2 separate regions of the Homo sapiens genome follow, and region 1 is linked to region 2. Evidence: chromatin loops called from intact Hi-C (ENCODE). Cell type or tissue: breast epithelium. All regions are shown on one strand. Links, peaks and the distances in the headings refer to the core of each region. The heading gives the core; the rest is flanking DNA.

Region 1 (2,802 bases), core at 80-2,579, 56 kb after region 2:
CTGCCTATATTTATATGTGCATTAAGCAATCTTTGTGTAGACAATAACAGCTATGAGAACACTTAACAGTTTTCAAAAAATTGTCACATTTTTCATTTGATAATGCATTTATTGTAATGGCTAGCATGTGGTTTTCCTTAAAAAAAAAAAAAGGTACAGACGTTTAGGCATCTATACAGCACTTCCCCTTCAAGGACTTTGCCACCATTTACTGATGATCTTTAATCATAGGGTGGGGGAGAGAGCTTGTATAAATGTATGAGGTGATGAAAGGGTAGGAAGGCAGATACACTCGATTAAAATAAAATCAAACGCTTCCATGGATGCAGCCATACTTACTTTATCTGACAGTAATTAGCTAAACTGTCTGGAACGAAAACCTATTATTAGTAGAGCACAGCTCGAGGATTTCAAAGATCTACTTTTCAGACAAGAGAATGCAAATGCCCCAGAAGGCGATGGTAACTGGATAGGCGTTGGAACCAGATCCCACTCTGATAAGAGACTCCTGCGGAGCGACTGCTGCTGTACAACTACGGCTCTCGAGTTCTCCTCCTTTCAGGCCCGCGGCCGTCGAGGGTACAGGCTGCGCGCGCGGGAAAAGGAGGCCACCTAGATGAGATTGGCCTGGCGGGGATCCCTGCGGGGAAGCACGCCACTGGGGAACCAGACCAAGGGAGTCTGAACAATACTGAGGGGGTAGCTGGAGACAACCCAAACTCCTGCTCTGGGCATAAAACTCAGATCAACCTTAGGGATGCGGTAGCGGATAGAGGTTTTCCGCAGGCTGGAACAGCACTACACTGGGCTGGGTATGAGGAAAGGAAGCGGCGATAAGGTCTAGGCGCCGCCCGCTAGGCCCCTTCGCCTGGAAGTCCTCACAGGCCCTGGTGGCCTACTGAGGAGCAACCTGCCCAGGGTCCTCAAGAGACAACCGCTTAGGCCTGGCGCAAGGTACCTGGCCCGGGAGCGGCTGGGGCGGCGGAATTTGGGGTAGAGGGGCACCCGTGGGCCGGCTGGTGGGGAGGAGACAGCCCCCTGCATGAGCTCACAGAGGCGCCCTGGTGGGCTCCGGCGGCTGCAGAGCGTCTGTGGGCGTGTATTGGCGATCAGGCGCTGGAGGGGCGCTTTGTCCTGGTCGCAGTTTTAAGACCTGGATTGTTGGGCTAGATTTATGAAAGGCCTAGGAGCGAAGCGAGATGGGAAGCAAGGGAATGTAACAAGGAGAAATGCAGGCTTCGGTTGGAAACTGGGGAGAGAGAGATTGTTTCGATAGCCTTTCTCCTTTTCTTTTTCCAGAATCATGAAATCACCGAGGAGAAGAAAACTGGGGACTAGAAGAGAGCAGAAACATTTCCCCTGAGACAGTTTTGCCCCGGAGGTGGGGTGGGGAAGTGGCGCTGGAGCTCAGCTTCCTGCTTTTATGCTCGGCGGCCACCGTGATGCACACACACTCGAGGTCCGCCACCCCGCAGTGCCGTGCACCCCTCTGCCCCCACCTCGGAATTTTTGTGCCCGAGCGCTCGGGATCCACGGCAAAACCAGGCACATTCCTCCCTCTGCAGACTCACCGCCTGGTTTGTAGACACTGGTCTCCGCCTGGGGCGTCAATAGTTTCAGGATTTAAAGCAGAAAGACACCGGGCGCCCCTGTGGCTGAGGAATGGCGGTTCCAGCACAAGACCCTGCCCACAGAGGGTCTCTCCCTACTGCCTGCGGGCCGCCGCTACCCTAAGTACTCCGGGGCGCACGTGGCCCGCGCGGCATCCCAGCTCCCCGGGCGGACCCAGGGGCTGCCTCTCCACAACAGTTCCGCTCCCTTCTGCAGAGCCCCGCCTCTCCCACCTCCCGACAGGCTGTTCTTTCTCCCTTCAACCTTGGGCACCCACTCCTGTCGCCGTTGCGGGACCCGCGTGGCAGCCCTCCACCCTCGTACCCACTCCCAGCCGGTGTCTTATGCCGCTCGGAGGCAATGTCCACCGTCCCTGCACCTTTCACCTGCCCCTTCCAGGTGAGACGGGTCTCTTTCAGCTCCGCCATCCTGACCGCCAAAAAATGCTTGGATTGGCTGGGGCCGGATGAGGACAGCCACGGTTGAGCTGGAACCGTTCCCTATTTTTTTAAGGCCAGCGCTGCACACGGGTCTTTCTGTGGCCCTCAAAGCAGCGCCCGCTGCTCCTCACTGGGCTAGGCCTGGTAGCGAGCAAATGCCTATTGTGGGAGAAGATGGTCCCAGAGTTTCCAGCTCAGAGTTTCCAGAATCTGTGGGGGACTGTATAGACTCCCCCAGAAAACAACCAGGGCCTCATGAAGGTGCCAGAAGGCGTGTAGGTAGAGAAATTTTAAAAGCCTGTCGGAGAGGCAAGGCCTACATTCAGGCTCCTGATTTCAATAGGTGGAAAAGAAGGCTGCCAAGGCTGGGTCACCTCCCTTGTGAGGACAGATCCTGCTCTCAGTATGTGCCACACTCCAGCCACGCACCACCAATGCAGTCAACAAACACTGCTTGACCTCCCATACAGAAAAGCAGTCGTTGACACGTACTGAGCGCTTAACACGCGTGAGGCCGTGCACTAAGATTCTGGCATGTTTTGCCTCATTCAACCCTAGCAACAACCAAAAAAGGTATTACTGCCTTCGTTTTATAGACGAGAAAACAGACTTAGAAACGCCGAAGATCACACACTGACTAGGCCAAGCAAGAGCTGTCGAATACCAAAGTTTAGTCATAACTCTATCTTCCTTTCACATACTGCTCTGTGCGGCTGCTGCCAGGGATACAAGGGCAAAAGCAACCCCGGGA
Region 2 (2,802 bases), core at 66-2,565:
GAAACCACCCTGCTATTTTTTATAGTGGCAACACCATTTTACATTCTCATCAATAGTAAACAAGCATTTCAATTTCTCCCATCCTGACCAGCAATTTTTTTTTTCTGTTTATTTAGGTCTTTTTTTTTTTAATTTACTTTTATTTTGGTTCAGGGTACATGTGCAGTTTTGTTATGTAGGTAAACTTAGGTCTTTCTGATAGTACCCATCCTCATGAATATAAGGTAATATCTCACTGTGTTCTTCTTTTTGTTTGTTTGTTTTTGAGACGGACTTTCGCTCTAGTTGCCCGGGAGGTGGCTCCCGGGTTCAAGCGATTCTCCTGCCTCAGCCTCCCAAGTAGCTGGAATTACAGGCATGCACCAACACATCTGTATTTTTTTTTAGTAGAGACAGGGTTTCTCCATGTTAGTCAGGCTGGTCTCAAACTCCCAACGTCAGGTGATCCGCCCGCCTCGGCCTCCCAAAGTGCTGGGATTACAGGTGTAAGCCACCATGCGGGCCTCACCGTATTTTTCATTTGCATCTCCCTAATGATTAGTGATGTTTAGGATCTTTTCATATGCTAATTGGCCATTTGTATATCATCTTTGGAGAAATGTCTATTCAACTTTTTGCCCATTTTTAAATTCTTTTTTGTTCAGCTGTAGCAAGAATATATATTTTTTAAAAATCTAAATCACATTTGTAGACATGAAAACAATATGTGAGATAAAAAATAATCTGGATGATATTAGTGGCAAATTAAACACAGCAAGCAAAGATTAGTGACATTGAAGATAGAGCAATAGGACTATCCAAAATGGAACAAAGAAAATATAGTATTTTAAAAACATCCCACCATTAGATCTGACAAAATTAAATAAATAAATAAAAATAAAAACAGAGAATCAGTAATTTCTTTCTTTCTTTCTTTTTTAAAGACAGAGTCTTGCCCTGTCACCCAGGCAAGAGTGCTGTGGCACGATGATTTTGGCTTACTGCAGCCTCAATCTCCTGGGCTCAAGTAATCCACCCACCTCAGCCCCCCAAGTAGCTGAGACAACAGGTACATGACACCACACTTGGCTAATTTTTACATTTTTTGTAGAGATGGGGTTTTGCCATGTTGCCCAGGCTGGTCTTGAACTCCTAGGCTTAAGTGATCCACCTGCTTCACTCAGCCTCCCAAAATGCTGGGATTATAGGCATGAGCCACTTTACCTCACTAGTAATTTCTTTAAGAAGCCTAATATACACATAATTGGAGTCCTCCAAGAAAAGGAGAGGGAAGAGGGCCAAAAATATATTTTTCCAAACATTATGAAAATCCATAGATCCAAGAAGCTCAGTGAACCTCCAGTATAAGGCAAATGAAAAATAACACCAAGGCACATCATAAACAAATTAGTCAAAATCAGTGATAAAGAGAAAATATTACAAGTAGCCAGAAAAAAGAAAGAAAGACACACTGCTTACAGAGGAACAAAGATAGGTTGACAGATTTGGTTTTGGAAACAATGCAAATGCTTCCTTGTGAGGTAGGAACATCATTAAAATATTGAAAGGACAAAAAAGTATCAGGCAAGAATTCTATACCCTGTGAAAATATCTTTCTAAAGCGAAAGCTGAAAGAATTCATCACCAGCAGGATCATACTAAGAGAATTATTAAAATAAATCCTTCCAACAGAGAGATGATTATAACAAATGGAAATATGGATCTACACAAAGAAATAAGAAAGCTGGAAACAGGTAAATATATGTCTTATTATACTTCTTTAAGTCTCTTTGAAAGCCCATTTATTGTCTGAACAAAATAACAACGTAGCATGGAGTTTATAACATATGTAAAAGTAAAATGTATGACACCAATCACACAAAGGTCAGGAGGGGAGAAAGGAAAGTATACTATTGTAAGGTTGTTATACTAAATATAAAGTGGAATAATATCATTTGAAAGTAAACTGTGATATACTAGACATGTATCTATAATCCCTAAAGCAACCACTAAAAGCTGTTATAGATAATAAGGCAACAAAGGAGATAAAATGGAATCACAAAAAAATTAACCCAAAAGAAGGCAGAAAAGGATGGAAGGGGTAGAAGAACAGATGGAATAAATAGCAAGATAATAGATTTATTGGTTCCCTCCCCCCATTCCCCCCCCCAGTCAAGTCCTCAGAGCAAAGGATGATAGATTTAAACCTAGCCAATTCAAAATCAGAGATAGTTAGATTGGATTTTTTTAAAGCAAGAAGCAACTGTATGCTATCTATAAGAAATGTACTTCAAATCTAAAGACACATATGGGTTAAAAGAAAAGGGACAGGAAAAGATATTCCATGCCGACAGTTAGCAAAAGGAACCTGGAGTTGCTATGTTAAGGCAGTATAGATTTCAGAGCAGAGTATTATCAGGGATAAAGATGTCAAACCATTTCATCAAAAGAACATAACACTTAGGTGTGGTGGTTCATGCCTATGATCCCAGTTCTTTGGGAGGCCAAGGCAGGAGGAACACTAGAGCCTAAAAGTTTGAGACTAGATGAGATCTCAAAGCGAGATCCCATCTCTATAGAAAAAAAAAAAAATTAAAAATCAGCTGGATGTGGTGTTATGTGCCTGTAGTTCCAGCTACTTGGGAGGCTGAGGCAGGAAGAGTCCCTGAGCCTGGGAGGTGGAGGGTGCAGTGAGCCGTGATCGTGACACTGCACTCCACCCTGGGCAACAGATTAAGACCCTGTCTCAAAAAAAGAAAAGAAAAAGAAACAACATAACAATCTAGAACATTTACGCGCCTAAGAACAGAACTTCAAAATACA

What was found. A loop is a pair of places that touch in the nucleus more often than their neighbours do. Peaks named below come from ENCODE experiments on the same cell type or tissue, not always from the same donor. Only the 100,000 strongest peaks of a DNase experiment are listed, where the experiment ranks them.
Region 1: a loop joins it to region 2, with 15 times the contacts of the local background. A loop is called at or near these places in 6 of 110 quality-filtered maps.

Annotation. Positions count from the first base shown.
Region 1 is chr10:99,529,441-99,532,242 of GRCh38, forward strand. It overlaps LINC01475 (long intergenic non-protein coding RNA 1475), which reads right to left and starts at 1,737. Exons shown (of 5, transcript NR_120618.1): 1 at 1,572-1,737. In breast epithelium, for the core only: no CTCF peak of the experiment used is centred there; no DNase peak of the experiment used is centred there; H3K4me3 peaks cover 340 bases; H3K27me3 peaks cover 2,500 bases.
Region 2 is chr10:99,473,724-99,476,525 of GRCh38, forward strand. No RefSeq gene overlaps it. Among named protein-coding and RNA genes, the nearest start is that of GOT1-DT, 44 kb to the left of the region's middle. In breast epithelium, for the core only: no CTCF peak of the experiment used is centred there; no DNase peak of the experiment used is centred there.